Regions from separate parts of the Homo sapiens genome. Here all the other regions are linked to region 1. Evidence: chromatin contacts called from ENCODE Hi-C or POLR2A ChIA-PET data. All regions are on one chromosome and are shown on one strand. The core of a region is the stretch at or near the end of the contact, and the rest is flanking DNA. Distances in the headings are between cores, read along the strand shown.

Region 1 (4,304 bases), core at 1,179-3,678:
TGATGACTAGGAGGAAATGCCTGCTGTTTACCGACTGCGGCCAGCGCTGCTGTTTCTCTGGGGTGAGTTCTGCTCAGCTGCCCTGTGCTCACTAGAAGGCAGGGGCAGTCCTGTTCTGGACAGAGGTGGACTCCTCGGCCTGAGTCATGGACATTCCTCTTCCTGGTGACTTGAGGGTCACCATGGGGGGCTGCGGCCAAGGAAGGGTGGGTTTCAGTCTCTCTCTGGCCTTAGAGGGCTCAGGGGGCCCGGATGCCAATCAGGCAGGGCCAAGAACTTGGAAAGTGTGCATGGAACAGAAAACCCAAATTCTAGTGTTTTAATCACATCACCGTTTATTTTTTTTCTCACACAGTAAGACAGGCAGGTGGTGCGGTGGCTCATGCCTGTAATCTCAGCACTTCGGGAGGCCAAGGCCGGAGGCTCACTTGAGCCTAGGAGTTTGAGACCAGCCTGGGCAACATAGTGAGACCTCAACTCTATAAAAATAAGTAGATAAATAAAAGCAGTGCAGAGGTTGCAGCCAAGGCAGGTGTCCCAGGCTCTGCAACTTCCACCCCCGGCTCCACCCTTCACTATCCTGAGGGTGACACTGTTATGCTCAGTGTCTCAAGAAGGCTCCTTCCCCATCCTGCTGACTGAAGAGCAGAGGGAGGGATGAGAGAGAAAAACCAGAGCCACAAACTTGGACAACTGAGGCTTTGTGGGGCGTGGAGGAAGGGATGACTTTTAAGAACTTTCTGGAAGCCCACCCATCAGTCCTGCTTACATCTCACTGCCCAGAGCTGTGTCCCCTGGCCACTCCTATCCACAAGAAGCCCCAGAGAGGTGTTTTATTTTATCTGGGCACTTTGGGTCCCAGGCAGTGGGGTTCTGTGCGTAAGGAAGAATGTGAGGGTAGAGATGGGCCAGCTGCAGGAGGATGCAGGGCCTGTCGGAAGGCACTTCCGGGTCAGCAGGGTGCTGGGGGTGGGAGCAGAGAGAGGAGGCCAGGAGGGGCTGGTGTGTGGGCTCGGGACACTGTGAGTCCTATGCAGTGTCCCGTTGTGCCTCCCCCTCCTTTTCTGTGTTGTAATCTCCTGCTGTCCCCAAGGCCAAGTTTGTTCCACTTGGTCTTAGCTTAGCTTTGGGGACTCAAGGGAAGGACCCAGGTCTAAACCTCGCAGCTGGGAAAGAACAGGTGTGGTGGCAGAAGCCAGTGCTGGGAGCACCTGCAGGTGGAGCAGTGGCAGCAGTTAGCAACCAGGACCGGACCCCCGGCACTGCTCTGAAATAAACATAGGTGGACAGGAGGCTGGACCGAGGGGGAAGTGTGGCCCCAGGGCTGGAGACACCAAGCGGAGATGGGAGAACTGCTGGATCCTCTGAATCAGAGGCCCCAGGGGATGAGCCCCGAATCTAGGAGCTTCCTCACCACTCCCAAGCTGCCCCTGTCCCCTCCAGCACCCCTTCCTAATCTTGAGAAGGTAGGGAGGACAGGGCCGGCACGTCTGGGGTCTCTGCACTGCCCGCCTCTGCCCACCTGGCCATCTGAAACTCTGGAAGGAGGCGGTGGCCGAATTGTGGGTTCAGCTTCATCTGATATTGGACTTGAGGCTCCGGCTGCAACAGGTCTGAGATGACACATCCATCGGAGGTGGCCACCGAGACACAGTATAAATCAGAGCATTGGATTCAACCTCTGCTAGGATTCTCCCTGAGTCATTTCCCTTGGACTTCTGTAGAAAAGGGCCAATACACTCCGGATTTCTTTTTTGGGAAAGGAGGGAGGCAGCCTTTCAGTGTGGGGAGGCTCCTAACAGGTGGGGCACCTGCAGCCTGGCCGCGGGGTGGAAAACTCTGCCAGCCAAGCCTGCGGGGAGGGGGCACTGCCTGCTGGAATCCACAGAAAGGCCCAGGGAAATGGTGGCCCCAGTAGGGAAACCGTTTCTTTAAGGCTGTGTTGTGGATTCCTCTGTAAGCCCCACACCTGCCCACCGTCCCCAACACAGAAAGAAAACAGGCCGTGGAGGCAGCAGTGAGCAAACTCTTTACTCCTCGGATTCTCCACCATCGGCCCCCGCGGTGACCAGTGCTCCCGCCCCGTCCCCCTTGCAGGGGACAGTGAATACAAACAAAAATAGTTCTCTACAGAACGAAGTTTCCAGGCCCCCCACCCCTTCCTTCTCTCCTCCTCCCCCAGACGGTGAGTTCCGTGGTCACCGGGCCTCCGGTGAGGCCTGGGGTCTGGTGGGTTGCAGGAAAAATAAAGAATAGAAAACAGGACCAAGTCAGCGACTGGAATTGTAGGCAACTGGAGGTCGGGGTCCGCCGCCGCCCGTGAGCCTGGCACAGGCCAGGGGGTGTCGGCCACAGTCCCGTGTGTGTAAGTGTGGTGGGAGGCAGGACGGGGTGTGGGGCGAGCAGCGTTTCTCCCGACCCTCTGGCTCACCGCCAGAAAAAAAAAAAAAAAAAGAGAGAGAGAGAAAGACAAAAAAGGAACTGGGCGGCGGATAATACAAAAGAAAAACGAAACCAAATCGCAGGCGCGGGGACCGGAGTCCCAAGGCGCCCCTGCTGCGGGGGGAGGGCAGTGCGGGCGGGAGCGCGGGCCGGGCGGGGGGCCCTGCTGAGTAGCACCTGGGAGCACCTCGGGCCGCACCCTTCTCACCGCCCGGCCTCGGACGCCGGCCCCGCCCCGGGACCCCGGGACCCCCGGCCTCCGGGTGCGGGGAGCGTCCTCCGGGCGGGGCTCAGCGGCCCAGGCGGGCGGCCAGCCCCAGCAGCAGCAGGCAGCCGAGCAGGGTGGCGGGGCGCGGGGCGGCCCCGGGCGCGCGGTCGCAGTCCAGACCGCCGTCATCGTCGGCGGGGTCGCAGCGGGGCTGCTCGCAGCGCACGCCGGTGTAGCCGCGCGGGCAGGCGCAGCGCTGGTTCTGCAGGCAGGTGCCTCCGTTCTGGCACAGCAGCTGGTCGTCGTCGCACACGTTGGCTGCAGGCGGAGGGGGCGGTCAGCACGGGGGGTGGCCCGGTCCCCCCGCCAACCTCCGAGCTCCTGCGAAGCAGGGTGTGCGAGATCCCGGGGGCGCCGTCTGGGCCGGGGATGTAGGAGGCTCCAGGCGCGCTGGGTGCGAAACGTCCCCCCTCGGAGGGTGACGGCGCCCGGGCGAGATCTGGCCCCCGGCTGCCTCCCACCGCTGCCCCTCTCTCCCCGCCCCACTGGCCTCGGTGCTGTTCTTCAGACGCGCCTGCAGTCTCCAGAGCTGTGCACGTGCTGTTCCACGCGCCTGGAGCCTCCTTTCACCCTGTGCCCGCGGCTAACGCCGACTTGGACAGCCTCCCTCCCTCTGTCCCCGCAAATACCTTTCCAACCAACCCCAGCTCGGTCTTTCTCGTAGTTCCCACCAGGCACCACCGTGCCTCAGGTCGCATCAGGCCCCGCCCCGAGCTCTTGGACCCGCCCCTCGGCCCGGCCCCGGACCTCAGCAGCATCCTGTCCCCGCCCACCTGCCAGCTCCGTCTCGCTAGGCCCCGTCCACCGCCCCCGGGTCGGCCCCATCTCACCAGGCCCCTGCCAACTATCCCAACCCTGCCCCGCTCTCACTAGGCCCCACCCACTGCCCCGGCCCTGCCCCGTCTCGCGAGGCCCCGCCCACCGCCTCTTCCCCGTCCCACTAGGCCCCACCCACTTCCCCGGCCCTGCCCCGTCTTGCTAGGCCCAGTCCACCGCCCCTGCCCCGTCCCACTAGGCCCCGCCCACTGCCTCGGTCCTGCCCCGTCCCCTTTCCGCAGGCCCCGCCCACGGGGGACGGCGCGCACTCACGGTAGCAGCCCTGGCGCCAGTAGTGCGTGGGGAGGCAGTCGTCGCACTTGGGGCCCGCCGCGCCCTCGCGGCACTCGCAGAAGCCGGTCTCGTTGCACCGGTCGTGCACGGAGCCTATCTGGTTGCAGTTACACTCTGGACGGACACGGGCACGGGCGCGCGGTCAGGGCTACGTGTGGGCGCCGTCTTCTCGGACCCCCACTCTCCCGGCCTCGCAGGGAGCATCTCCACACTCCCCAGGGGATGCTCCCCACACTGGGTCCACGTGAGCCCGCGGCTGGACGGCAGGTGGGGACTTCCCAGGGTGGCCAGGCCTGGAGAGAAGACTCTGGCTTCCTTCCTTGGGATCAAACACGTCCCAGCCCCACCTTCCCCGCCCTGGCACTGGTGTGGCCTGGGTCAGCCCCTTCCCCTCTCTGGGCAACTAGAGGGGTCGCTGTCCTTCCCATCTCCAAAGAGCTATGACTCCGACAGGTGGCAGAAACTCAGCAGAGGCCACTGAGCA
Region 2 (4,304 bases), core at 1,126-3,625, 990 kb after region 1:
GCCACTGCTGACCCTTCAAGTATGCTCTTCCCCTTCAATCAGTGAGGACGCTGCCCCACAGAAGGGACCAAGGGGCTTGCCAAAGGTCACTTTTCTGGGAAGATGCAGAGCTAGGCTGGTTTCAAACACCCGGCCTTTGACCCCGTGCTTTGTCTCAGCTCCTTCTATGACACCCCAGCCTTCTGGTACCCCAGTTCTACCAGACTGCCCTCAGCTGTCCTGTTGCTAAGGTTCCTCGGCATGACGCTGAGTCCGAGTCCTTAGCAGCCCTGTTGACCCTGGACGATGGAAACTTTTTTTTTTTGAGACGGAGTTTCACTCTTGTCCCCTAGGCTGGAGTGGAATGGTGCAATCTCAGCTCACTGCAACTTCTGCCTCCCGGGTTCAAGCAATTCTGCCTCAGCCTCCTGACTAGCTGGGATTACAGGCGCTCCACGCCACGCCCGGCTAATTTTTATATTTTTAGTAGAGATGGGGTTTCACCACGTTGGCCAGGCTGGTCTCGAACTCCTGACCTCAGTGATCTGCCCGCCTCGGCCTCCCAAAGTGCTGGGATTACAGGCTTGAGCCACTGCGCCCGGCCGATGGAAACTACTAAATGCAAGCGAACACGTCGGAGTGAATGAACTCCATCTCTGTGCCTGTGTGCAGGGAGGTGAACCCGAAATCAACATGGGAACTGGCGAAGGCCAGCCCAGCTCCCTTCAGGCCCAGACGGCACGACTTGGAATGCAGAGGCAGGATTAGTTCCTGTATCAGCCTGAGCCCTGGTTCTTATTTCATGTTCCCTTTTCAATCAGACAGAAGAAGGGTGGGTGTTTACGGCGGGCCAGACACAGCTGGGAGCCCTGCACTATTCCTGGCTGCCACTTGCCTTGCTGAGTGAGGCCAGGCTTGTCGCTCAACCTCACATGCCTGAGTTTCCTAATCGTCAGGCCAGAGACACGCACACTTACCCTGTCCTCCCCGGTCCGGGGCCCAGCAAAGGCATAGCAGTTGTGCTCCGTGTTAAACATGCAAATGGAGCCCCCAGAATAATCACACTGAGCACCAGGGCTTAGCTCAGAGACCAGGGACTCTTCTCTCTAAATACGGCTCAATTCTTCTGCAACATCTAGACCACAGGGGCCTGGCTTAGTGATGTGGGATTCTCAGCATCCATGACAAATGCAGACTGAATGCTGGTCAGACAGTCACACAAACGTATTAAAATGCTTTACCTCAGCTTTATTGGGATACAGTTCACATACCACACAACTCACCTATTTAAAGTACGGTTCTGGCTGGGTGTGGTGGCTCCTGCCTGTAATCCCAGCACTTTGGGAGGCCAAGGCGGGCAGATCACCTGAAGTCAGGAGTTCAAGACCAGCCTGGTCAACATGGCGAACTCCTGTCTCTACTGAAAAAAATACAAAAATTAGCAGGGCATGGTGGCACACGCCTGTAATCCCAGTTACTCAGGAGGCTGAGGCAGGTGAATCACTTGAACCTGAGAGGTAGAGGTTACAGTGAGATTGCACCACTGCACTCCAGCCTGGGTGACAAAGACTCCATTTAAAAAAAAAAAAAAAAGTGTACGGTTCTGGCCGGTGCAGTGGCTCCTGCCTGTAATCCCAGCACTCTGGGAGACCGAAGTGGGAGGATCTTGGGCTCAGGAGTTTGAGACCAGCCTGGGCAACATAGTGAGACCCCATCTCTACAAAAAAACTTAAAAATTAGCCAGGCATAGGCCAGACTCAGTGGCTCATGCCTGTAATCCCAGCACTCTGGGAGGCTGAGGCAGGTGGATCACAAGGTCAGGAGTTCAAGACCAGCTTGGCCAAGAGGGAGAAACCCTGTCTCTACTAAAAATACAAAAATTAGCTGAGTGTGATGGCGGGCGCCTGTAACCCCAGCTACTCGGGAGGCTGAGTCAGAGAATTGCTTGAACCCGGGAGGCAGAGGTTGCAGTGAGCCGAGATTGTGCCACTGCACTCCAGCCTGGGTGACAGAGTGAGACTCCATCTCAAAAAGCTAACAACAACAACAAAAATTAGCTGGGCGCGGTGGCACATTCTCGTCATCCCAGCTACTCAGGAGAATGAGGTGGGAGGTCGAGGCTGCAGCGAGCCCTGATCGTGCCACCGCACTCCAGCTGGGCGACAGTGAGTCCCTGTCTCACAAAATAAAAGCAAATAGAAAGTGTACGGTTCTATGGTTTTAGTATATTCACAGATACGTACAATCACCTTGGCCCAGTTGGGCTCTAGAATAAAGTAACCATAGACCGGATGCCTCGTCAACCACAGAAACCAATCCTTCACAGTTCTGGAGGCTGGAAGTCCAAGATGAAGGCGCCCACAGTTTCTGCGTGGTGAGGGCCACCTCCTGGTTCACAGAAGCGCCTCCTCGCTGTGCGGTCATGTGACGGAGGCCGGAAGGCAGGTCCCACAGCCTCTGGGGAAGGAGAGCCCAGAGTAGCTGAGGAACTGGGGTGCCCACACCAGCCTGCTGGGGGCTTCAAATGTTCTTTTAGGAGTGACAAGGGAATCGACCTGCCCAGCTCTGCAGCCCTGGGGGCCACAGAGGACCGGGGCACAGCCGGCGCCTCTGCTCAGGGCTCCGGCCTCCATCTCTGGGAGCGAGCACCCGTGGATGCCTCACTCCACCCAGGGTCACTGTCGCGCAGCAGCAGCTTTCCAGAAGGCAGCCGGCCATTGACGAGTGACCAGGCGGAGACGGTGAAGGCCAGAAGTTCCTCCAGAGGCCGCGTGCCAGCCCCTCGCCTGTGAGGGGGGCCTGGGTCTCCGGGCTCCCCAGGACGGTGCTTCCTCTTGCAGCTGGGCCTGGAGGCCGGAGAGGGTCATGTGAGCCCTCCTGGGCGGGCGGTGCCTCTACGGCTGTGACCTTGAGCAAGTCCCCCTCCTCTCAGGTCTCGGTTTCCTAGGACATGGAGTGGGGACGGAGGTGGTTCCTCACCTCACGAGATTGCGGAGGCACGTGAAGCCGATGGTCCTGAGCTTCTGGACAAGTGCCCAGCCCAGAGTAAGCGCTTAGCAAATCCGAGTGATTCGGCGGCACCACTGAGCCTCGGTTTCCTCATCTGCAAGACAGGGTTACGCTTTCCTCACAGGGAGGAGGGTTCCGGGGGGTCATCAGGCAAGGCCCTCAGCACAGAACCGCCAATAGCTAACACCTATTATTGACCTTGTTGTAACAGGATGATAAAATGGTTTTCTTGACTGGGCGCCACGGCTCATGCCTGTAATCCCACCACTTTGGGAGGCCAAGGCAGGAGGATTACTTGAGCCCAGGAGTGGAGACCAGCCTGGGCAACATAGTAAGACCCTGATCTCTACAAAAAATAGAAAAAATTAGCCCAGCGTGATGGGGCATGCCTGTAATCCCAGCTCCTCCGGAGGCTGAGTCAGGAGGATTGCTTGAGCCCAGGAGTTCAAGGCTGCAGTGAGCTGTGATTGCACCACTGCACTCCAGCCTGGGTCACACAGCGAGACCCGATCCCTGCCCCACCCCCCACCGCCCAAAAAGCTTTTATTTGCTGCCCCAATTTTAGCTGAGACTTTGAGAGGACAAAACAATACAAGGGGTGAGGTCCCCCACCCCACAGGCCATCTTGCTGGACATGCTTTGAGGCTGTGCAGCGCCGTGGCCGGCATCTGTCCCGGGCCCACTTGGTATAAATGAGGCAGATAGATGAGGTGGGTGGAAGAAAGGCCCCTGGCCGAGCTGCTCATGTGGACCACGTGTCCCTTGGAGGGTGGGCTGCCTCCTTCCTGGTTGCAGCCTGACCGAGGTGGGCAGCCAGTGCCTAAGGTTTGATCCGTGTTAACCGCAATCACTGTCATTGGACTCATCATCAAAAGCATAGGTGCGGCCGGGTGCGGTGGCTCACGCCTATAATCCCAGCACTTTGAAAGGCCGCGGCGGGTGGATCACCTGAAGTGAGGAGTTCGAGACCAGCCTGGCCAACATGGTGAAACCCCATCTCTACTAAAAATACAAAAATTAGCCAGGGTGGTGGCAGGCTCCTGTAATCTCAGCTACTCAGGAGGCTGAAGTAGGAGAATTGCTGGAACCCGGGAGGCGGAGGTTGCAGTGAGCCGAGATTTCGCCATTGCACTCCAGCCCAGGCAAAAACAGCGAGACTCTGTCCCAAAAAAAAGGCATAGGTACATGTGGCTCCTGGAGTCAGAACTGTGGCTGGCCGCCTGCCTCCTTGGCAGGCAGTCACCTTCCCGGAGCTGCAGAACTTTTTCATCCTACAAATCTGAAACTACACACATTAAAGGACAGTTCCCCCTTCT
Region 3 (4,304 bases), core at 503-3,002, 970 kb after region 1:
GCAGCGGAACTACACTACCCAGAATTCCCGGGGCTGGCCAAAAAGGAAATGTCGTTTGTTCAAGGAGAGGCTCAGCTCCCCGAGCAGCTGCAGAGACAGGGAGCGAGGGGGAGCGAGGGATTACCAGGGGGAGGGCGGGCTGTGTGCGGGGAGCGAGGGTGGAGAGCCAGGCGGGCGGGGAGGAGGAGGCGGCGCCCGCCCGCCGCCGCCGCCGCCGCCTGCGGACCTGCATCCCCGCGGGGCCGGCGAGCGGGCGGCGGTCCCTGCGTGCGCCGGCTGCGCTCGGCCGGCGGCGGCGGCGAGCGGACGCGGGGGCCGGGCCGGCGCAGGGGCCGAGTTTCTGCAAAGTTTGACCCGGTTGCCTTTCCGATGCTGCAGCAGAGCGAGGCAGCGCGGGGCGCGCCAGGCGGCAGCGGCGCGGCGGCGGGGCTGAGCGGCGACAGCGCGCTCACAATGATCATAAAATAAAGGAGGCGCGCGGGGTGGGGGCGAGAGAGCCCCGAGCCTCAGCCCTCCGCCCCCGGCCGCCCCCCCGAAGCCCCAAGCCGGGAGGAGGGTGGGGGCCGGGGGCGCCCACGCCGGCCCCAGACTCCAGTAGAGCCAAGGGACAGTGCCCGGGGAAGGGGGTGGGGGCGCCCCAAGAACGTGCCCGCGGCCGGGTCAGGGGCGTCCGGAGAGCGGCTGCCCGGGCCAGCGGAGTGGCCCCCGGGGCAGGTGAGTCGGCGGCGCCGCCCGAGTGGGGGCGTGCGCGCCAAAGTTCCCCGGCAGCGGCGAGCGCGCCCGACGCGTGGGGACCCGGGGCTGCTCGCGGCTGGAGAGGGGCGACAGAGGCGCTTGACGCGGCGGAGCGGGGGCACTATGCCCTCCGAGGGCCGAGGGACCCCAGCCGGGAAAGGGGTGCCCGCCGGATCCGACGGCACTGGTGGGTGGCCCTGCGCCCAGGGAGCCGGAGGGACCGGGGTGGGGAAGGGGCACCTGGCGCTGGCGGCGCGGCGGTGGGGACAGAGCAGGGCAAGTGCTCGCCGCCCCCTGCAGCGGCAGCCGCTCGCCCCCCACCCCGCCCGTCCGGGACGGTATCAGCGGAGATGTCACGGGCGGCTATTATTCGCTGGTGCGCGCGGTCGTGCGGCCGCCACTGACGGGGCGGGCGCGGGGGGCGGGGGCCACCGCCTCCGGGGAGACCGCCCAGAGCTGCGCCGTCAGCTCCGCAGCCCGCGCCCAGCGCACACGCGTCGCCGCCCCCGCGCGCCCCCCGCAGCAAAGTTCGGCTTAACTTTGAGGCTGGCCTTGACGCGCTGTCCCTTCCACCTCCCACCAGGTCCTCGGCGGCCGCGGCGAAGCAGGCGGCGGCGGCCGGAGCGCAGCCCCGGGACCCTGCACGGCGGCCGGCAGCGACAGCGGCGAAGGGACGCGGCGCCCCTGCGTGGGGACGTCCGGCCCGCGCCCGCGAGTGGGCGCCGACGGGGACCCGCGCCGCGCTCCCCCGTCACCGGCGAGCGGCCGGAGCCCTGAGCTCGCCTCCTGGAAGCCGCGGGTCGGCGCTCGCCCCGAGGGCGCCGGGACCTCGGCCGGGTGAACACAAACTGCTCTGCAATTGATTCGACCGCGCCGGGCGGGTGCGGGTGCGGGGCCCGGAGGGAGCGCGTGCGGAAGGCCGGAGGGCAGGAAGTCAGGCTTCTGCCGCGAGGGTGGCGCGGCCGCGCGGGGACAGAGCCTTCCTTATTTATGAGTCTGCCGGCGCTCGCCTGCTTCCTCCGAAGACTTCAGGGAGAGTCTGCGAGCTGCCGTCCCCGCGTGTGAGGCACAGAAGGGCTGGATGTCAGAACCGCATAATTATTCATTAAACTACAAACTTTTTTTAACCCAAAGAATATCGGTGATTTTTGTCCACTGCGAGGAGAAGAAGAGAGAGCCCAGGGCTCATGAAATGCAGCAGAATCCTTATTTATAAACAGGCCGCGGTAGTGATATATGCAACCCCAGTCTACTCAGTGAGTTTTCTATCCTATGGATATCGGTCTTGAGAGTTGAGATTGGAGAGCAGCGCCGTCTGTACTGGGTCCTGCAGCCTCTGTCCTTTCAATGCCTGGTTTTTTCTGTGACTGCTGGCCTTCCCTGGAGATCAGAGCGCTCCTGTATGCCATGGGCTGTATTCAGAGCATCGGAGGCAAAGCCAGAGTCTTCCGGGAAGGGATCACGGTGATTGATGTGAAAGCCTCCATCGACCCCGTCCCCACTAGCATCGATGAGTCCTCCAGCGTGGTGCTCCGCTACCGGACACCCCACTTCCGGGCCTCGGCCCAGGTGGTCATGCCGCCCATCCCCAAGAAGGAGACTTGGGTAGTTGGCTGGATCCAGGCGTGCAGCCACATGGAGTTCTACAACCAGTACGGCGAGCAGGGCATGTGAGTACGGCCGAGAGCCAGCTCTGGGAACTGCTAGGGATGGCCGAGCTTGGAGGCCTGGTGGGGGGCCGCGGATAGGGGGAAGGTGGAGATACCATGAAGACAGGACGGAGGCCAGAGGGAAGCTTTAGGCAGGTATGCAGGTGGCCTCATTGGCCCGGTGGCTCCCTGAAAAGTTTGCCTGTGGATCCAGATTGGAGTCACGGTCCTGCAATCTACCCTGCCACTGTTCCCCCCGGGTTCCTGTGTCCTTCCCTGCAAGATGCCGAGAAAGCAGAGAGACATTACTCCCAGTGTTTCCTGGCAGAGCAAGTGTGCCGTCCGCCTGAGGAGTGTCTGTGCCATCAGGGGTCACCAGAGAGGCTGCAGGGCTGCCCTCCAGGCCTCTGGCCCTGTGCGGGCCCATGGCAGACATTCAGGCACTCTGCAACTCCCAGACCGGTGTGTTCAGGGCTTTGCGATTGGGCCTCAATTATCTTTCTGGCTTTTACCAGTGTATGCCAGGAGCTGGGGGAGTGCTTCCCCGTTCCAAACGGCACTGTGTTTGAGAGCACAGTTAGTTTTAGAAGCCCGATTTCTTCACAGTGTATCGCTTTCTGTCTCCAAGGCAGAAGACCGCTTTATGCAGACAAGTCCAGTGTCCCTCTGGCGAGGCCCTAACAGGAACAGCAAAGAGGAGCCTCTCCTCTGCAGCCCCAAAGCCCGGTCTCCAGAGTGTGCCTAGGGTATTGGGGGTCCCGGTGAGGACCCTGGGACCCTGGGGCTCCTTTCCTGGCCTGCTTCCTGACCCCAGAGAAGGCCGTCCCCAGGGTGAAAAGAGCTGCATTTAGGCAGAGTTGGGAGAGTGACTTAATCTGAAGGTTCACCCTAAGACAGGGATGGTGAAAATAGCTGTTTCTGAGCGTAAGGACCCTTTGGAGAGAGCTAGGCAGGCCCCGGCGGGCAGCCCACCCATGCGGCCCCGTGACTGGCCGCTGACACTCCCAGAACCTCTCTCAGTGTCTACCCTGTGGCCCCGTGACTGGCCGCTGACACTCCCAGAGCCTCTCTCAGTGTCTACCCTGTGCAGCTTCACGTCCCCGTTTTGCAAGTGGGGAAAAGAGGAGAATTTCCCCAGGAGCTGGAACTTATCACAGATTTAAGAATCTCATGGGCCACCTGTAAATGAGAGGGGTGGAGGATGGCGGGACACCAAGTCTGGTGGCTTCTCTACTTAATGACTCCAAAGTTCTAAAGGAAACATGAGGATCACAGTAACCCTTAAGTCCAGCGTGTGACAGTGACTGTCCCAAAGAGGTACATGGGGGGCACATCTAGAGGCTCTCACCGGCCCTCTCCACCAGCCTGATTTCTGTGCCAACCCCTTTGTGTCTCAAGAGCAGCTAGTAATCCAGTTCGGGGGAGGGGGTGCTGCCTTTCTGTTCTAAGCAGGGAAACATGATTCTTAGTTATGCAGTGAGGACCTTTTCTAAGAACGCTTAAGCCCAGAAACCTCCTCGGGCTTTGAAGGCATCGGGACAGTTGTAGAAACAAAAGTTTTCCTCGGGGTTTTGGGCTAAGCCTAGTTTCTTCCCTGGAAGGGGTAAGGAAGCCAGTGGGTTCTTCTGAACTTGGAAAGACATGAGCACTCACGGGACTGGATGCTAATGTGGTTGGTGCAACGTGTGGTGGGGAGGCCACAGGCCTGACCCAAGGTACAGACTCCAAGCCTCAGCTTCCCCATCTGTGCACATGGGCTTCCGATGTCTTGTCTAAGACTTGTTCTCCATCTGGTGACCCTGAGTAGGTGTGGGTGATGTGGCTGGAGCTAGGCCTGAGACTGGGACCTGAGACAACCCTGCCCTCCCTGTCGCAGTCCTGGCTTCCTGGTTGGAAGAGCCTCATGCCTTCTTAGGCAGA
Region 4 (4,304 bases), core at 458-2,957, 850 kb after region 1:
TGCCTCCCGAGAGGCTCAGCACTGTATAAGCGCCCACTAATGTTTGGGCCTTGAATTCCTTCTGTATTGTCCATGCCTTAGGCCAGCACCTGTGGCATCCATGGGCACAGTTTGGCTCTATGGGTGGCACCACAAGGGGCTCACGTCTGTCCTAGGACTTGACAGCAGTTATACCAACAACCGTAGGAGGAACCACTAACTGTGCCAGGCCCTCTGCTAGGCCCTTCACCGCTGCCCAAACCTGCCAGGTGGAGGGTGCACGCCCCGATTTATGCAGATGAAGCCTCAGACAGCCCCAGAGTCACTAGGTTTACGGAAGAAAGAAGCAGGATCTGCACCCCAATGCCTGGGCCTCCCCAGTCCCACCTTACACCACAGCGCTGTGCATAGACATGACTAAATGGCTGCAGCGAGATTCGGAAAAACCATGCTAAGACCGCACACAATTGGTTACAAAAACCAAACTGGATGACACTGTACAAAGCCACATCAAATGCACACTAAACCTTAAAGAAAAAAAAAATCTTAGGGAAAGTTTAACAGTCCTGTAAACCAAAGGCATTTAAAGATTTCTCCCAGGAAGCCATTTAGCAAAAGACACTCCCCAGCCCCCCTTCTCCCACTTCCTTCAAGCTCACCACTGAAAACACCTCCAATTCTTGCCTAAAGGTGGGCTCCGACCTCCCACGATATTTAGAAGGAGGAAAAAAGAAAAAGGAAAAAAATCCACCTCTTAAGGCAAATCCACTCTTCAGAGGCCCACAGTTTCAACAGGGCTGAATTTCTCTCCTGGGGGTTGAGGGGAGGCAAAAGAGGAGGAAAAAAAAAAAAACCCCATCTGGCAGGCCCCGAGTGGCGACATCCTGTTTATTATTAAACATTTTTAGCATGGAGCATTCAGCATTTCGAAAATAACCCTCTGGTTCCCGCACTCACACCGAGACTGGGCGGCCGCTCGCCTCCCTCCCCCAGCCGCCAACTTTAGCGCCGCCGGGGCCCGGCCCACCCCGCGCCAGGAACGGCCCCGCGAACGCCGCTCAGCGCCCCGGACCCAAGGCCCGACCCCGCAGGATCCCGCCTCGGGCGCGCTGCTCCGTCAATTGGGCGGGGCGGGGAGCAAAGACGCCGGCCCCAGAACCCCGAGACCCGGCTGCGGGCCCGGGACCCCCGCCCCTCCGGCCTCTGCAGCCCGGCCCGGCCTCGGGGGTACGGGGGTGGCGGGCGAGCCCTGAGGGAGTCGCGCGGCCCCTGGACCCCGCCCGAGCCTGAGGCCGCGCGGCGCCGCCACAACAATGGCGAGCGCGCCCGGGCCCGCCGCCCCCAGGCCCCGCGGCCTCCCAGCCCCGCAGCCCCGCGCCCGGCGGGAAGGAGGCGGCGGCGGCCGCGCTCGCGGACAAAGGTCGGGCAGGGCCGCAGGGCCCCCGGGCCCCCGGCGGCGGCCGCGGGAGACAAAGCCCGGCCGGGCCGCGCCGCCTCCATCTTAGCGCCGCCGCCCCCACGCCCCGGCCCCGGCCCCGGCCCCGACCCACCTGGTCTGGTTCCGCGGGCGCGGCCGGGCCGGGCGATGGCAGTCGGGCGGCGGTCGGGCACGGGGGCGGCGGGATGGCGGCGGATTGCGAGGCGGCGGCGCGGGCTGCTCGCTCGCTCGCTCCCTCCCTCCTCCCGGGCTCGCTCGTCGCTGCGCGGTGGAGCCTCGGCGCCTGTCTCGCCGCTCGCTCCCTCGCGCTCGGCTCCCCGCCCCCCGCCTGCCGCCGCCCCCGCCTCCTCGTCCTCCTCCTCCCGCCGCCGCCCGCAACCTGGGCCCGCGCAGCGCCCCCTGCCGCGCCTCCCGGGAGCGGCGGCCTTGGGATCGGCCCGGGGGCCGGGCGAGGGCTGGGGCCAGGGGGGAGGGGCGGGGAGCGGCGGGAGGGGGCTGGGAGGGGGCTGGGAGTGGGGAGGGGCCCGGGGACGGCGGGAGAGGCGGGAGAGAACGGGGCAGAGCGGGGATCGGGGAGGAGACCCGGAGGAGGGGCCAGGAGCCAAGAGAAGGGGCCTGGGAAGGGCATGGGCCCGGCCTGGGCCCGGGGGAAGGGCGCCCGGAAAGAGGGGGAAGGGATGGAGGGGGCAGTGACGGGGGAGCGAGCCCGGATCTCCGCCCCCTCCCCCTTCAAAACTGCAGCGCCTCAGAACAGACTAAGCCCGGATTTTGTTAAAATATGTATACGGTATATGAACGGAAAGGAAGCAGAAATAATACTTTTTTCATTTCAAAAGCAAGGTTGTTGCACAATATGGGTACTTTGTCCCATTTTTACAAAATGAAAACTAATAAGCCCCTCCTCTTGAGTGTTGTGTGTTTGTGTGATTGCAAAACAAAAGGTCCGGGAGACTGCACTCCTGTCTTGGTTACCTCCGTGGTTTGAGGTTGGGAGAGCGGAGGAGGGTTCTTACTTTTTTAGACACCTAACCAACTATAAAAGCAATTTCAAAAAGCAAATACAAAAAAAAAATGTTAGGGCCTGGCACCCAAATCATCCCACCCTCTTCCAGTCACGGTTGCTCTAAGCACCAGCTGCGGGCCATGCCCTATGCTAAAGCACGTGGTTTGTCTCACTTAATCCTAACCCAGGGGCAGATATTATTGTTCTAATTCACAGGTGAGACAAAGGAGGCTTTGAGAGAATGTGCCCCAGGCCACACTGCTGGACCCAGAAGGAAAATTAACCCACTTCAGCCTAACTCCAGAACTGAGGCTGGTGAACAAAGCTTAGTTTTTGGGGAGTAGAATTCTGGATACTTTTATAGCCTTATTTATAATTCTCTGAATTTTCCTACATTTTATCCATGGTCATTTTCAGTGTTATCCTTTTTTTCTTTTTTCTTTTTTTTTTTTTTTGAGACAGTCTCGCTCTGTCCCCCAGGCTGGAGTGCAGTGGCACAATCCGCAATCTCTGCTCACTGCAACCTCCAACTCCTAGATTCAAGCGATTCTCCTGCCCCAGCCTCCTGAGTAGCTGGGATTACAGACATCTGCCACCATGCCCAGCTAATTTTTGTATTTTTGGTAGAGATGGGATTTCACCATGTTGGCCAAGTTGGTCTGGAACTCCTGCGCTAAAGTGATCCACCTACCTTGGCCTCCCAAAGTGTTGGGATTACAGTGCCGGCCACTCTGTTTTACATCATCAAATCTGCATTATTCCCCTGCCAATGTCTTCAATATTTCGCTATCTCTACAAAACAGGGAGGATGTAACCCTAATTTTTGTTTTCGATTTTGTTCCTTGACCATCTTCAGGAAGGCCATAGAATTGGCCCAGTGCTCAAAACCCAGCAACTAATAAAAATGATAGAAGGCAAATAAACAAATAAAAAATAAATTAAATAAATAAACTGAGCCTCAGGTTCTTCATCTGTAAGGCTGGCGCAGTGGCTAACACCTGTAATCCCACCACTTTGGTAGGTCGAGGCAGGTGGATCATGCGGTCAGGAGTTCAAGACCAGCCTGACCAATATGGTGAAACCCCATCTCTACTAAAAATACAAAAATTAGCCAGGCATGGTGGCAGTCGCCTGTAATCCCAGCTACTTGGGAGGCTGAGGCAGAAGAATTGCTCAAACCCGGGTGGCGGAGGTTGCACTGAGCCGAGATCATGCCACTGCACTCCAGCCTGGGTGACAGAGTGAGACTCCATCTCAAAAAAAAAAAAAGAAAGAAAATAAACAAGCAAAAAAGAAATAAACTATCTGAAGCCTCAGATTCTTTATTTGTAAGGCCAAGCGTGGTGGCTCACCCCTGTAATCCCACCACTTTGGGAGGCCGAGGCAGGCAGATCACCTGAGGTCAGGAGTTTGAGACCAGTCTGGCCAACATGGTGAAACCCCGTCTCTACTAAAAATACAAAAATTAGCCGGGCATGGTGGTGGGGTCCTGTAATCCCAGCTACTCGGGAGGCTGAGGCACAAGAATCACTTGAACCCAGGAGGTGGAGGTTGCAGTGAGCCAAGAGCACGCCACTTCACTCCAGCCTGGGCAACAGAGAGAGACTCTGTCTCAAAACAAAATGATAGGAGGAGGCTGAACAGTAACAGGGTGGTTTACTGAGCACTTACTATGTGACAGCCACTGTGCTAAACACTCCCTATAGAGTCACTCAGGTAATCCTCACGACATACCCATAAAACAGACACTAGTGTGCCCATCCAACAGAGAAGAAAAGTAGACTTTGTGGAGGCAATACAATGCCCCCCACCAAAGATGTCCAAGTCCTGATCCCTGAAATCTGTGAAAATGGTACCTTCTCTGGCAAAAGGGATTCTGTAGAT
Region 5 (4,304 bases), core at 988-3,487, 660 kb after region 1:
GTTCTTGTTACGTTCTTGTTACCCAGGCAGTGGCGCAATCTTGGCTCACTGCAACCTCCGCCTCCCAGGTTCAAGTGATTCTCCTGCCTCAGCCTCCCGAGTTGGGATGACAGGTGTGCACCACCATGCCCGGCTACTTTTTGTATTTTTAGTAGAGACAGGGTTTCACCATGTTGGCCAGGTTGATCTCAAACTCCTGACCTCAGGTGATCCTCCCACCTTGGCCTCCCAAAATGCTGGGATTACAGGTGTGAGCCACCACACCCAGCCTAGCTGTTCTCAAACTCTTGAGCTCAATCCTCCTGCCTTAGCCTCCTATAGTACTGGGATTACAGGTGTGAGCCATTGCACCCAGCCCACCACACCTGTTAATAAAAGGAGATCTCTGCCCCTGCCCCCTGGTTTGGGTTTTGTTATTTTTTTTTTTTACTGCTCATTTGTTAATGTTACTTTAGCAGCCCACAGCTTCGCCCTTATGGGTTGAGCCATGGCAGCCGCATCACCCTCAGGCTCCTCATCAGCATACTGGCTTCCGAGGTCCCCAGCAGGTGCTTGTGGAGCCAGAGGCCAGAGGCTGAGGCGGGAGTTTGTTCTGGGAAACAGACACCTCAGACTGGCTCTTTGGTTTGCTCTGGGGTTTGGAAGCTGCTCACTGCGAGTCCTAGCGCCTGACACATGTCTCTAGCCCTTGCTGCTTCCAAACCCCGTAGCAGTAACAGGCTGCCTAACCCGTCCTCCCAGGGGGCTGATCCTGCAGGACCTGACCTTCGTTCACCTGGGAAACCCAGACTACATCGACGGGAAAGTGAACTTCTCCAAGCGGTGGCAGCAGTTCAACATCCTCGACAGCATGCGCTGCTTCCAGCAGGCGTGAGTGCCACTGCCCCGGGGGGACCAGGCAGAGCTGAGCCCCGGGCCACACACAAGGAGAGACAGCCCGGGACACCGAGGGGAGGGGGAGCCACAGAGGACCCAGGGACCTGCCACTGCTGAGATATAGTCCGGGCCCTTCAGTTTCTGCCAGGATGACTTGAGAGCATGCCCACCAGGCTCCATGCCAGGCCTAGCCTGGCCCTGGGCCTGGACCCCGTGACAGCACAGCTCGTCCTCCCATTTTACACACCAGAAGCTGGTGCCCACCTTGCTGTGAGAAGGGCCTGACAAACCCTGGCCTGCCTGACTCTGAGGCACCAGAGCTCCCCCAGGGCGGGCCCTGGCATGCGTTGTTGGGGGCAGTGGGATCACCTGGGGCCCCCTCCCTGTGAGCAGCCCAGCCTCAGGGCCCTGTTTGTGCTCCATGTGCTGGTGGCACCGTCTCTGAGCACTGGTGTCCCCTCTGTCACATTGGTCAACGGTAGCCCCTGCAGCATCCGTTTGCTGCGAGGCTGTGGGGATGGTCCCCGCGGCACCTTCCAGGAGGGTGGCGCCATCGGGCCATCCAGCCCACACAGGTGCTCACTGACTGCTCCCCATCCCCTGCACCAGGCACTATGACATGCGGAGGAACGACGACATTATAAACTTCTTCAATGACTTCAGTGACCACCTGGCTGAGGAGGCCCTATGGGAACTGTCTCTGAAAATTAAACCCAGGAACATAACAAGGAGAAAAACAGACCGGGAAGAGAAGACCTAGGAGCAGACGCCGGGATCCAGGAGAATGCTCGAGGGGCGCAGAGGGCAGCTCCCAGACCGGAGAGGACCTTGGACCTGTTAGGCGCATGGCAGGAGTCCCGGCCTCGGAGCCATGAGGCTGGCCAGCCCTCAGCGGGGCCGGGCGGGAGCTGGAGCCTGCCAGCCGCTTCCTGCCTCCTTCCTCTGTGGGAGCAGACCCGTGGGCCTCAGGGCAGCCAGCAGGCAGGTCTTGTTGCCAATTTACAAACCGGTGGTTTTCTGGTTTGGTTTTGTTTTCTGCTTTTACTTCCATCTCTCCCCTCTTGACCTTCCACCCACTCCCCTCCAGGGAGAGAGCAGCAGAGACCTCATCAGCAGACCAAGGAAGTGGTGGGTGCTCCCCCTCCCTAAGCTCCAGGGTCCCTGAATCTTCTGAAATCTCAAATGAGTGGAGGCCTCCTGGGGTGGCCTGTCCTGCAGGGGCCCTGGAATGGGGGCAAGCAGCTGGGTGGGCAGAATGCAGAGTAGACTCGGGGGAGGATCCTTTCACTTTCCGCTTCCCCTTCTGATGCATGGAGGATGGTGTGAGCTTTTCAGCAGGCCCGGAAAGGTACGCAGGTGACGCCTTAGCAGCCCCGCAGCTGGTGCTCTGCCCCGCGGTACTGGCGCCATCAGGGCCTCCCTTGCCCGCCTGAGAGCAGCAGCAGTCTCTGTCATCCCGTCGCCCCTTACCCCCCACCCCAGGCCACTGGGCCCCTCCCACACCACCTGGGGAGCTGAGAAGAGGAGGCTGGAGTAAGGGAGGACTTGATCATCCAAGAAATACTTTTTATTGCTGGGAGTCTTCTGAACCTCACCAAACTGAGGCCAGAGCTGAGCTCCTGGGGGAGTTAATTCAGAGGGGAGAGGCCAGCACCTCCCTCCTCCATCGCTCGCTGTGTGCCTTAAACTCCATCTCATGTCCCTCCCCATCCCCTGGCTTTCCCTCCCTCCTTGCCCCATCCTGGGCCAGCCAGCAGGGCTCCTCCTCTGGCTCTTCAGACCTTTCAGCCAGTGCTGTCAGTGCCCCTGGGAGGGAAGGGCATCCCTGAGGCACCCGAATGGTCCCTCAGGGTGCAGGGAGGCAGAAGCCTGGCCACAGAGGAGCCTCCTAAGGCAGCAGCTGCAGCAAGCGCACCCTCTCCCCACTCTCCCCACGCCAGAGCGGCTTCCAGAGCAGATGCTGTTTCCATCCTCCTCGTCAAAACCATTCTCGCTGCTGAGCTTGACAATCTGGGCAAGGCTTGTGGGGCGCTTGACAAACAGAATCTGCCCTGTGCCGCCTGGTTCCGTGGCCTCCAGCATGAGCCTGCAGGCAGGGCGCTGCGGGAACCCAGTTGTGCTGCCCCAGCCCATGCCTCCGGGTCTGCTGTGCATGAATGAGTGCTCACTTGTCCCGGGTTTAGGACGTGGTCAAGTGAACAGCAGGGTCTAACTGTGCTTACTTAGCCCAGTTCAAACAGAACAAAGGAAAAATATAGAAAGCAACATCTGTTGATCATTTAGGTTTTTTTTTAAACCACCATGTCACTTTGAGTCCTTCATGGGTTTTTGAACAGCATTTATCAAGAAGAAAATGTGGGCTTTTTCCCCTCTCCCGTGTTTTGTTTGTCCTGTAGATAGAGGGAGGAAAGCCGTGCAGTGGCAGGCGGGACCCCCTCTGGTGGCGGGACCCCCTCTTGCGGTGGTCTTGCGGGGCCAGCCGGGACCTGTCACTTTATTATTTAAGGAGTGTGTGTGTAGAGTCGCTGGCTTATTAACAGTATTGTGTGTGGGTTGGGTTTTTAGTTTGTTCCTTCTTTTTGAAGTCCCTTCATTTCAATCCTTGACTCTCTCTCCCCTTCCCTTGCCCAGCTCTGTTGAATGCTGCTGTGCGCGTGTGAGGGCCGCTCTGCACACAGGGCCCTTGGGTTGTGTGAACTGAAATTCTCCCTGTATTTGTGAGACTCGCAGGAGTCCCCATCTGTAGCACAGGCAATGCCAGTGCCATGCTGCAGCCTCAGAAACCAGGCCTCTCACTCCAGCAGCAGGCAGAACCGTGTCTGTGGTCGGGTGCTGTCCACAGCTCTGTCTGCCTTGTTCTTGGGCTTGAGCTGGATAGAGGTGGGGTCTCTTCACCTTCCCTGAATTCAGAACAGACCCTGTGCCTGGCCCCAGTGTGCCCAGGCAATTCCCCAGGCCCTCACTGGGAGCCCTTGGTGTTCTGAGCAGCAGGGCCCAGGCAGCACATGAGCAGTGCCCAGGGGCTCCCTGCGTGAGGACGGCAAGGTGCGATGTATGTCTAACTTATTGATGGCAGGCAGCCCCCTGTGCCCCCTAAGCCTGGCCCTGGTTATTGCTGAGCTCTGTGCTCAGTGCTGCGGCCTGGCCGTGGCTCGTCTGTTCCTTTGGGGGGCCCGGGCGGGTTGTGGGAATCAGTCTTCACAGACAGACGTGAGCCAGGCGGAGGACTCGTTCCTTGCAGAGGTCAGTCCTCACCTGCAGGTGTCGGGGTGTGGGGGGGCAAGGAGGGGCAGGCACACACCATGTCTGACCTGAACCCGATTCTGGGGAGCATCTTCCCGCTCCGGCCCCACGACCTCCACAGGGTTACATTGTAATATATATGCCCCAGCTAACCTGTCTGATGGTGGCATCTTCCTGCAGACATT
Region 6 (4,304 bases), core at 657-3,156, 570 kb after region 1:
TGCACCTGAGGGAGAGGGACCACAGTGGTGGCTTCTCACGCCTTGGGGAACCGGACCAGGGCCTGTTCATAACACAGAGATCTGAGCTCCTTCTCAAGTCAGGCTGACTGCTTTGGGTAAGAGGGCAGAATTTTAAAGCAAAACCGTGCTCTGCAGGGCGCCTATTTCAGCATTTTCAGACTGGTCTTAACGTAGTTGGTTCATTGCCCTCAGAAATGAATGTTGAAAGCGGTAAGCCCCATTTGAAGCACCCCCGATTTTAACAAGCTTCAGGACACATAGTTCTGTGCTAATATTTTTGTTTTGATGAAAAATTTAAAAACACTGCTCTCAACCCCCACCACAAAGAACACGAAAATATTATTATAAAGAAACTAGATATATCCCAATCCCTGCTCTGCAGTGGTGGTTCAATTTGTAAAGCAAAAGTTAGAACCAAAAATGCTTTCAAAGGTGGCTTCGAACAATGTTCATAACTCTCTGCTCGCATCATTCTGCTTTTTACAGAGTTTAGAGACCCATTTATAGATTCAGTCCACGGATTGTCATGCATTTGCAAAAACGTCTACTAGCTCTCCGAGTTCCATATTTTTATTATCAAGGGACCCTTAGATCTGAGGACATGGGGACTGGCAGACACCAGCTGCAGAACGGAACCGTCTTTTAGGAAACAGAGGCCACGATGAGTACATGATGGGCCCCATCTACCTAGTGGAAAATGAAGCGGCATGTTTTTCTTCACGGTCACTGGTGGCTCTTGGCAATTTCTGACTCAGCACCATTGGACTTTCTCCTGGCCCCTCCTTTCCTCTCTGTTGGGTGGGGCGGCCGGGGGGGTGCTTTTGTAGCCCTCCACAGATGGAGTTGATAGGAATGTCCTGCTTTCTAACCATCTGCAGAGGACCTGTGCTTTGGGTCACAGGGTCCTCAGCAAATTCCTTTCCCTTCCAGTTGATTTACAGTTGGTTCCAATTGGTTTACCTGTTTAGAAAATTCTAAGTCCATCTTAAATGTAAAAGGTGGTTATCATCTTAGAATGTGCTCAAAGAACTTTAAAGATAACTGCTTTCCACTGAGGACACAGTTCATCTACAGGACAGGGTCAGCAGTGGAGTTGGGACCCCAACCTCTAGCTTTTGGGCCTGCTCCTAGCAGGCCAGGTGGCATGGTGGCTTTTCATCCAGCCCTGATTTGGGACACACTGATGTTTCAGCCCCTCCCTCTTAGGAATTCTGATTTGAAAATCACTGTATCTACTCTGTATTCCTATGAGAGAGACTAAAAGATTTTGTTCAGATTTGCTTTCTTCTGATTGCAAATAGGAACATGTATGGTTTTTTTGGGTGCACTTTTTCAGACCAGACGCCAGGTCATTCTGACCCACCCCACTCCTCTCCTGAGAATCACTGACTTAGTGCAGTTATTTGAGGGCAAAAAGCACTTTTTTTCCCAGCACAAAGTAGGTGCTAAACAAAGTCTACAGCCAAATATAAACAAGCAAGCCCTGAAGCAGAAGGAAGAGCAGGGCTCAGTGGTGGCTTTGGCCCCCTGGTTCTTATGTCTGTCACTCCACACACGCAGTAGGGCTTCAGGAGATACTGGCTGACTGGTGCTCTGAGCCTTTTACCAGAAGAGCCTGATTCAGCTAAATTTCCTTGGTAGGGGTGACTGCTTAGTTGGAATTTGGTGGCTGGAACTGGTGGTCACCCCCTCTTACCCTACACGGACCTTTTCCAGGTTCAGCATTTACAGATTTGTTTCCCAACCAGGAGGGGCTTATCCTAAGGAATGTTCTGATCTGAGATGAGATTAGAACTTCCCCTGCTGTCGAAGTCAAAGGGTCCCATCTGCCTGTCACTTCCCATGTGCCCTGGGCTGTGCTGGGCTAGTCATCAGCCCCTCCCCGTCTTTGGCCCAAGATGTGGAAAATCTTAATAGCTCAACCGGTTCCCTCAGACCTTTGTCTTCTGAAACAGTGCTTCTCACACTCCAGCACTGCAGGGCCACCTGTTGAAGCCCAGTGTCCTGGGTCCCTTCCCCAGAGACCCCAGTTCATCAGATTCTTAGGTTTGCACCAGGGCTAAAGAGCTGGCATCCAGACCCCCTCCCATGTGACACTGATGCCGTCATCTGATGCCCAGTCCCTTTTCAGCTGAACGAAGGATGAAGACACAATGTTGTCCTAAAATTGATTCAGTGAAATAGCAAGTAGTGAAAAAGTAAAATAGAATTTAAATCTTTAGATTTTTGACATATTTTGTGTACTTGGTTGTAATATAAAATACGTTTCTTACCGGGGTCAAAAAGCTTATTAGCCTCTGCCTTAGCTACTTCTCCCTCTCTGAAATGCCCACCTGTGCCTTTGCACCTGTGCTTGGTCCTTAGTTCCAGGCTCAGGAGGGGAAGCTAACCAGTGTCTTGGCAACTTTTGGCTATGGGCTAGGTTTGCGGTCTTCACCACCATACATGACCCCTAACCTACAGCAGCACCTATTGGCCCAGTGAGGGGGTTTCTCCACTCCACACTCCAGGGAGAAGGGTCTTCACATGTTTCAAGTTGGTTGTGATTAAGTTTCGTGAAACGATATTAGCCTTAATACATGCATGGCCTCTGAGATTTTCTGTTTCATGTTTTCATCTATGACATTGATTTTGGGAAGTGCTAAATGGGTTGGTTGTGCATCGTAAACATCAACATTGGGAGTAATCCACAAATCCACCCCTCAAGTGGCCAGGACCAGTTCCCACAACTCTCCAGGGCACCTGTTCTCCCCCAGCTCAACTGCCCTGCACTTTCCACAGCCAGATCCTGCACCGTCTGCCAGTCTCGGTTCCAGGGCCTCCATTCATGAACTTTTCCTGCATCTCTCACAAAGTGACCCCCACATGTCCTCAGCATTTGACTCACCTCACAGTGTGCCATAGCCCTGGGTTGGAGGCTTGACTTTCTTGTCAGCTTATAGACCACCTGAGTGCAGAGCCTGCATTCCAGTGCCCCCAGAACCTCTGTGGCAGCAAAGGCCCCACGTTGTTGGGCTGGTTGGAGGCGCTCAGCCACATTGCAACCCCAGTTTTGTGGGCGGGCCCAGAACTGGGACTTGGTTTTTAACTTTGTTTCAAGGGGAAGGTGTGTTCTGATTCCAACAACTGACTTGGAAAAGACCGATCTCTGCTTTGCCTCTCCACCGTGTGGCCCGTGCCTCCTCCCTGGCGGGCTGAGATGTAGGCCTTCAGACAGACGGCAGGAGGCTGCCTCCTGTGGAGGATTTGGGCCTTTAAAATAGAACTTCAATTCCAGGAGACTTAGAGGATACAGCTGCTGAGGGAGAGCAATGAAAAATGAGATTCCCTCTTGAAAAACGATCACTATTTCCTGCTCTGAGGATTCTAGAGTAAAGCAACTGAGTTTTTGAAGTTGGGTTGCCCCTGGTTTTTCCTAGGGGCATTCCCCGGACAGTGTGGGGTTTAGAGAGTGTTAAATGAGAGAGGTAATTTGGAGGGAGTTAGAGGAATGCTATTTGGCTGAGTTCAAGATCCAGGGAAGGGGGATGGCTGTCTTTTCAAAACACTTGGTTGAGGAGCCTCTTTAATCAGTATGGCGAGTTTTGTAACTGATCACAGACTGCTAAGGCATAAAGGCAGTGAGAAAGGGAGGACTTTCTGACTTAGGAAGATCCCCTTCTCCGCTTTCTTGCCAAATGTTGGCAATTCCAGGCATCACTGAAATATATGTTCTTCCCCAACCCATTATTTTTGGGGTTGTTTAAAAATAGTGTCTTGGTTGCACCCATAATCCCACCTCCCAAGTCGAGAGAGCCAGTGTATAACTTTGGCCTCTTCCTTGAGGCCGGGAGACTGTCCCGAGGTTTTGCGCTGAGAGTATTTTTAGCCCAGGTGCTAGCACAGCCGGGAGGTCTTTGATGTGCGTCTGCTATGAACCAGCCATCTTGGTCCTGGGCTTTTCCAGAAGGGTGTAATTCACTTTTACAAGCAGTCCTGGCCTGGAAGTCTTTTCTTCTCCTCTTACAGTGACTTACTCCCCTGGTGATCAAGGTTGTGAACACACTTAATAAACAGCTTATTTGCTAGTCTTTGGCTTCAAAAGGGGGAAGAGGAGCCTACACCAAGATTGTGGCATCTGCGTCAGAAGCGAGGGTGGGGACAGGATGGTGGTGATCCTAGCCAAGCCCAGTGTCCCACGCTGAGTGGGTGCTGACTTAAGTGGAACACTGACCCAGAGGAAATAAGAAAAGTCCTCTAGGGCCAAGAGCAGACGTGAGCCCTCCTTCCTCTGAACTTGAATT
Region 7 (4,304 bases), core at 1,107-3,606, 530 kb before region 1:
GCAATGTACCATAGATGAGGTATCTTAACAGAAGTTTATTTCTTCAGAGTCCTGGAGGCTGGAAGCCCAAGATCAAGGTGCCAGCAGGTTTGGTTTCTTCTGAGGCCTCTCACTGCATCCTCACATGGCACGTGTGCCCTGGGTGCCTCTCTGCGTGTCCACATTTCCTCCTCTTAGAAGGACTCCAGTCAGATTGGATTGGGGCCCACCTTTTAGGGCCCTTTTAACTTAACCACCTCTTTAAAGGCCCTGTGTTCAAATACAGTCACCTTCTGAGGTTCTGGGGGTGAGGGCTTCACAGGTGAATTTTGTGGAACACAATTCAACCCTAACAACATCTGCAGCGGGCTATGAGTCTGGTAGTTCAGGAAGAAAAATTTGGGAATCACCAGAGTCTAACACCCAGTGAGCTCTCAAAGAGCAACTCCTCTCATTGATGGTGGTGGCAGGAGCATTCTGGGGTGATATGGTTTGGCTGTGTCCCCACCCAAATCTCATCTTGAATTCCCACGTGTTGTGGGAGGGACCTGGTGGGAGGTAATTGAATCATGGGGGCAGGTCCTTCCCATGCTGTTGTTGTGATAGTGAATAAGTCTCATGAGATCTGATGGTTTTTTTAAGGGGGAGTTCCCCTGCACAAGTTCTCTCGCTTTGCCTGCTGCCATCCATATAAGATGTGACTTGCTCCTCCTTGCCTTACGCCATGATTGTGAGGCCTCCCCAGCCATGTGGAACTGTCAGTCCATTAATCCTCTTTCCTGTATAAATTACCCAGTCTCAGGTGTGTTTTTATTAGCAGCGTGAAAACAGACTGATACACAGGCTCTGAAAGGAAGCTCCGTCCTAGCCTTTCCCCTCTGGTGACCTCACACCACACGACGCTGCTTGTCAATGGCCCTGGCCATTCATAATGGAGCCACACCGCCATAACAAGGTGGGAGCCTTGAGCCTTTTGAAGGGAATTGCAGTCAGAACATGCTAGATGGATGGAGACCCAGTACTCTCCAGCTTACCTTCATTCTGCCTTCACATTTCAATCAAGTGACACCTTGGGGTTTGTTTCTTTACAAGAGGCGCCCTTTCAGTCCATGAAGGACCCCTTAATGGCCTTATTGAGAGCCTGTGGTAGGGGCTTAAGCATATAAAGATGGAGGATTGTACGATCCAGGGAAGGCGACACATTTTCATAAACAGAATCTCGTAAAAACATCCAGAGAGGGCTGCCATGTGCATGATTCCTGGCCCGTTCTGTTGACAGGGACATAATTCTCACAGTGTAAGCCTGACCACCATCTGCCATAGCACTTTCCTCCATAGTCTCTTGTCTCCTGTGGGCAGGAGGGCCAGGCCCTGGGCTGTGCACCTGGCCTACCTCTTCCCTCCTAGTCCTTCCAGCAAGACCAGGAAAGGGTGCATCACCCGAACCTTTCAGCTGAGGAAACTGAGGCTCCAAGAGGCTGAGTGTCTTGCCCTCATCACACAGCACATCATGGCAGTGGAGACGGACTCGGACTGAGACGGAGTCCCTGGACTCCTGTGCTCTGAGCCGCTGAGCGCAGAGTCTTCAGGTCACCCTGGCACTAAGTCCACACCTGCCCTGCTGGCTTCCCAGAGGCCTCCTGAGGCCCCCTGCTCAGCCAGACCCTCCCATCTCCTGTGCTGCGTTTGCCGAGGCCACCAGCTGCTCCCTCCCCACTGAGATGAGATGGGGGAAGCATCTCCCTGACTGGGGAGGCCCACACCGCTGGGCCTGAGAGAAGGTGTAACCCCATGCCAGGGGGTCTGCCGTGCACTCAGCAGCTGCTTCCAGAGCCCACTGGGTTCCTGGATCCAGGGGAGGGGGAATGGGGGTCAACAGGGAGCAAGACCGCCCCACACTGCGCCCCAGGGCTCCCCTTGAAGGGGCCGACCCATCCCGCTCTTCCCTGCCTTGTCCCGGTCTCGATCTCGGCCCAGCCCGCTGCCCACCGCGCTGCCCCAGGTCTCTGTTGAAATGGGACCGGCTTCCCAGCCAATTCAATCCCGGAAGTCACCACTGACCCTCACGCGGGCTGCTCAGGTTACAGCCAGGGGCAGGGCGCGCGTGCAGGGCGAGGGGCATCCCCCGCGCTCCCAGCCCGCTCCTCCACAGGGTGTCCCCTCGCCCCTGCCCCACCCCCTACCCCAGCCAGCGTTCTGGGCTCTTTATTCATTCCGAGATTCATAGCCATGAAAGTCAAACCCAGAGGCCCCTGGACGCCATCGAGCGCGGTCCTCATGGCACTGAGGAAGCAGCAGAGGCCCAGGGAAGCTGAGCGCGCCGAGGGGTGGCCCTTGGCGCGGGGCTGGGCCTCCGGGCCCGGGCTGGCGGGGCTGCTGTTTGTTTCCGCTTTCACTTTTAAATGCCACGTTGTCTGCATCCCAGGACCCAGGCAAGGGGCACGAGTGTGACCCCCCCAGGCCTTCCCCTGGTTCCGTTTCCCTCCCTAGCCCGGTCCCCACGATGGGTGGGGACAGTGGGCTGTGACAATGGATCGCGACTGCTGTTTTTACCTGGCGGACGATGCGCCCGAATTCGCTTTAACCAGATGCCCCTCTTCGCCTGGAGCCCTGGGAGCAGTCCCCCTCTCCGCTCAACAATAATTAGCCTTGTAAGACTAATGGAGGAAATCGTGTCTAATTACCCTGTTGAAGACCCAATTATGCGATTAACATTCGTGGCTATAAGCTAATGATGAGAAGAGCCTCTCATTTGCATAGCATTAAGTTAATTGCTGGCAAGCGGAGGGGCGGACAAGGCGGTGATGGCAGGATTCTCTTTCTGAAAGGATACTAATGACCAGAGAGGACGAGCCACCTGACAGCTTTATTAATTAACAGCGATCTGATTACCTACCAGGAATGGCAAGTGGCCTCGCTGAAAGTCTCGGCTCTTTGAGAAATGAGAGATGGGAGCCCTCACTGCCGATGTTTCTTCCACACGCTTTGCTGGGTTAGAGGCAAGCTCATGACCGCCTTGAAAAGCCATTTTAGACAAATCTTCCTTTGCATTCTTGCTGGAGCCCTTCTCTTATGCCCTTCCTTGGACATTTGCTCTTTCACTCCCTCCCCCATGCACTCACCCCACCCATAGTGACTGCGCTCCTCCTGCCTGCGACGCTGGCAACAGGCAGCACAGTCTAAGGTCCCTCCCGGGAAAGTGTTCAGAGAGGGTTCCATTCTGGGAGAGGCCCCCACTTTCCCCAGAGGTTTCAGATTCGAGTCAACCTTGCTGCTGGCAAATGTCAGCAGAGAATTTCAGAGCTTGAAGAATCCTTAGAGAGCATCAGTTCGAGTCTCTTACCCGGAAAAAACTGGGGGGCCCGGAGAGGCTAAGGGTCTGGAGCTCAAGATGCCCGCCAGGCAGTGGCAGGGCAGGGTGGTGCCTGGACTGTGCAGGACGGCTCTGTCTCTTCAGCCTCTCTGTCATCCCCGTCAGGCCCACTGTATTTGGAGATTTCGACGTTGCCTTGGGAACCCCTGCCCCTCCCCACAGTGCCCGCCCAGCCCCCTCCCATTTCCCCTCCTAGCACTTACTTGCCCCTGGCCCTCCTCCCAGCCTGTTTCCCCCCATGCGGGCAGGAACTGTATTGCACTCACTCTAATAAATAGATGATTGGACCAATTAAGGAAGCCTTGCAGTGGTGTGGCTGGGACTCATCTTCCAGTGGGTTTTAAAACATGGAGATTTTTAACGACAAATAAAATCTTGCATATATCCTTCTGTAACTTGCTTTTTCACTTAATAAAATATTATGGACATCTTTCCCTATCACTGCATAAAGATACAGCTCACTAGGTGTTTGCATAGCATGAGACTGTCCAGATGTATTATAATGTATTTAAATACCCTCTGTTAGCAGACATGTGTTTCCTGTTTTTTCTATTACAATGCAACAACTAGCATTCATATATATACACACACATATGCATTTGTATTTGTTTTTGCATATGTTTTGATCATTTCCTTGGGGAAAATTCATAGAAATGGAATTGCTGATCCAAAAGGCATAAACAATTAAAAAGTTGGCCGGCACGGTGGCTCACGCCTGTAATCCCAGCACTTGGGGAGGCTGAGGTGGGCAGATCACCTGAGGTCAGTAGTTTGAGATCAGCCTGACAAACATGGAGAAACCCCGTCTCTACTAAAAATACAAAATTAGCTGGGCATGGTGGCGCATGCCTGTAATCCCAGCTACTTGGGAGACTGAGGCAGGAGCATCACTTGAACCCAGGAGGCGGAGGTTGCAATGAGCTGAGATGGCGCCATTGCACTTCAGCCTGGG

Evidence for each region. Hi-C counts contacts between places; a loop is a spot of excess contacts on that map. ChIA-PET counts read pairs that join two places held with the same protein, here RNA polymerase II (POLR2A). Pooled maps may share reads with other maps.
Region 2: a pooled map shows a loop between it and region 1 (6-fold over the local background). The contact joins two enhancer-like sites. A Hi-C loop is called at or near these places in 3 of 50 pooled maps. POLR2A ChIA-PET finds 5 or more read pairs at or near these places in 2 of 52 experiments (H1 and activated B cell).
Region 3: a loop to region 1 is called in a map of B cell, with 9 times the contacts of the local background. The contact joins the promoter of FAM78A here to the enhancer-like site in region 1. A Hi-C loop is called at or near these places in 2 of 168 maps with a recorded cell type or tissue (B cell and CD8-positive, alpha-beta T cell) and 8 of 50 pooled maps.
Region 4: a pooled map shows a loop between it and region 1 (10-fold over the local background). The contact joins the promoter of PRRC2B here to the enhancer-like site in region 1. A Hi-C loop is called at or near these places in 4 of 37 single-sample maps with no recorded cell type and 8 of 50 pooled maps. POLR2A ChIA-PET finds 5 or more read pairs at or near these places in 1 of 52 experiments (OCI-LY7).
Region 5: a map with no recorded cell type shows a loop between it and region 1 (7-fold over the local background). The contact joins two enhancer-like sites. A Hi-C loop is called at or near these places in 2 of 37 single-sample maps with no recorded cell type and 3 of 50 pooled maps. POLR2A ChIA-PET finds 5 or more read pairs at or near these places in 2 of 52 experiments (CD4-positive, alpha-beta T cell and Caco-2).
Region 6: a loop to region 1 is called in a map with no recorded cell type, with 4 times the contacts of the local background. The contact joins two enhancer-like sites. A Hi-C loop is called at or near these places in 1 of 168 maps with a recorded cell type or tissue (CD8-positive, alpha-beta T cell), 2 of 37 single-sample maps with no recorded cell type and 10 of 50 pooled maps.
Region 7: a map of B cell shows a loop between it and region 1 (10-fold over the local background). The contact joins two enhancer-like sites. A Hi-C loop is called at or near these places in 1 of 168 maps with a recorded cell type or tissue (B cell), 3 of 37 single-sample maps with no recorded cell type and 9 of 50 pooled maps. POLR2A ChIA-PET finds 5 or more read pairs at or near these places in 2 of 52 experiments (GM12878 and activated B cell).

Annotation. Positions count from the first base shown.
Region 1 is chr9:132,240,540-132,244,843 of GRCh38, reverse strand. It overlaps NTNG2 (netrin G2), which reads right to left. Exons shown (of 8, transcript NM_032536.4): 7 at 3,800-3,934; 8 at 318-2,968. The coding sequence ends at 2,733. Among named protein-coding and RNA genes, the nearest start is that of NTNG2, 81 kb to the right of the region's middle. RefSeq lists silencers at 2,585-2,654, 3,125-3,174, 3,325-3,814. Within about 2 kb of position 2,428, at least 15 of the 41 ENCODE cell types and tissues checked have a DNase peak (open chromatin) inside an H3K27ac peak, as active enhancers do; they include B cell, where a contact is called at or near this core.
Region 2 is chr9:131,250,827-131,255,130 of GRCh38, reverse strand. No RefSeq gene overlaps it. Among named protein-coding and RNA genes, the nearest start is that of FAM78A, 24 kb to the left of the region's middle. RefSeq lists enhancers at 748-1,249, 2,445-2,494 and a silencer at 2,201-2,517. Within about 2 kb of position 2,375, at least 19 of the 41 ENCODE cell types and tissues checked have a DNase peak (open chromatin) inside an H3K27ac peak, as active enhancers do.
Region 3 is chr9:131,273,958-131,278,261 of GRCh38, reverse strand. It overlaps FAM78A (family with sequence similarity 78 member A), which reads left to right and starts at 1,752. Exons shown (of 2, transcript NM_033387.4): 1 at 1,752-2,405. The coding sequence starts at 2,083. RefSeq lists enhancers at 1-42, 2,223-2,722, 2,883-2,932, 2,963-3,012, 2,425-3,037 and 3 more and a silencer at 403-1,582.
Region 4 is chr9:131,391,489-131,395,792 of GRCh38, reverse strand. It overlaps PRRC2B (proline rich coiled-coil 2B), which reads right to left and starts at 1,707. Exons shown (of 32, transcript NM_013318.4): 1 at 1,530-1,707. RefSeq lists enhancers at 446-1,207, 2,334-2,483 and silencers at 1,014-1,303, 1,534-1,643, 1,674-1,863.
Region 5 is chr9:131,576,829-131,581,132 of GRCh38, reverse strand. It overlaps RAPGEF1 (Rap guanine nucleotide exchange factor 1), which reads left to right. Exons shown (of 27, transcript NM_001377935.1): 26 at 742-870; 27 at 1,486-4,304. The coding sequence ends at 1,636. Among named protein-coding and RNA genes, the nearest start is that of PRRT1B, 33 kb to the right of the region's middle. RefSeq lists enhancers at 1,705-1,784, 1,985-2,114, 2,145-2,194. Within about 2 kb of position 2,237, at least 10 of the 41 ENCODE cell types and tissues checked have a DNase peak (open chromatin) inside an H3K27ac peak, as active enhancers do.
Region 6 is chr9:131,670,223-131,674,526 of GRCh38, reverse strand. All of the region lies in intron 1 of RAPGEF1 (Rap guanine nucleotide exchange factor 1), which reads left to right. Among named protein-coding and RNA genes, the nearest start is that of RAPGEF1, 68 kb to the left of the region's middle. RefSeq lists enhancers at 4,118-4,237, 4,298-4,304. Within about 2 kb of position 1,906, at least 6 of the 41 ENCODE cell types and tissues checked have a DNase peak (open chromatin) inside an H3K27ac peak, as active enhancers do.
Region 7 is chr9:132,768,308-132,772,611 of GRCh38, reverse strand. The region is part of intron 11 of AK8 (adenylate kinase 8); the gene reads left to right. Among named protein-coding and RNA genes, the nearest start is that of GTF3C4, 100 kb to the right of the region's middle. RefSeq lists a silencer at 2,011-2,310 and enhancers at 2,176-2,470, 2,581-2,640. Within about 2 kb of position 2,356, at least 34 of the 41 ENCODE cell types and tissues checked have a DNase peak (open chromatin) inside an H3K27ac peak, as active enhancers do; they include B cell, where a contact is called at or near this core.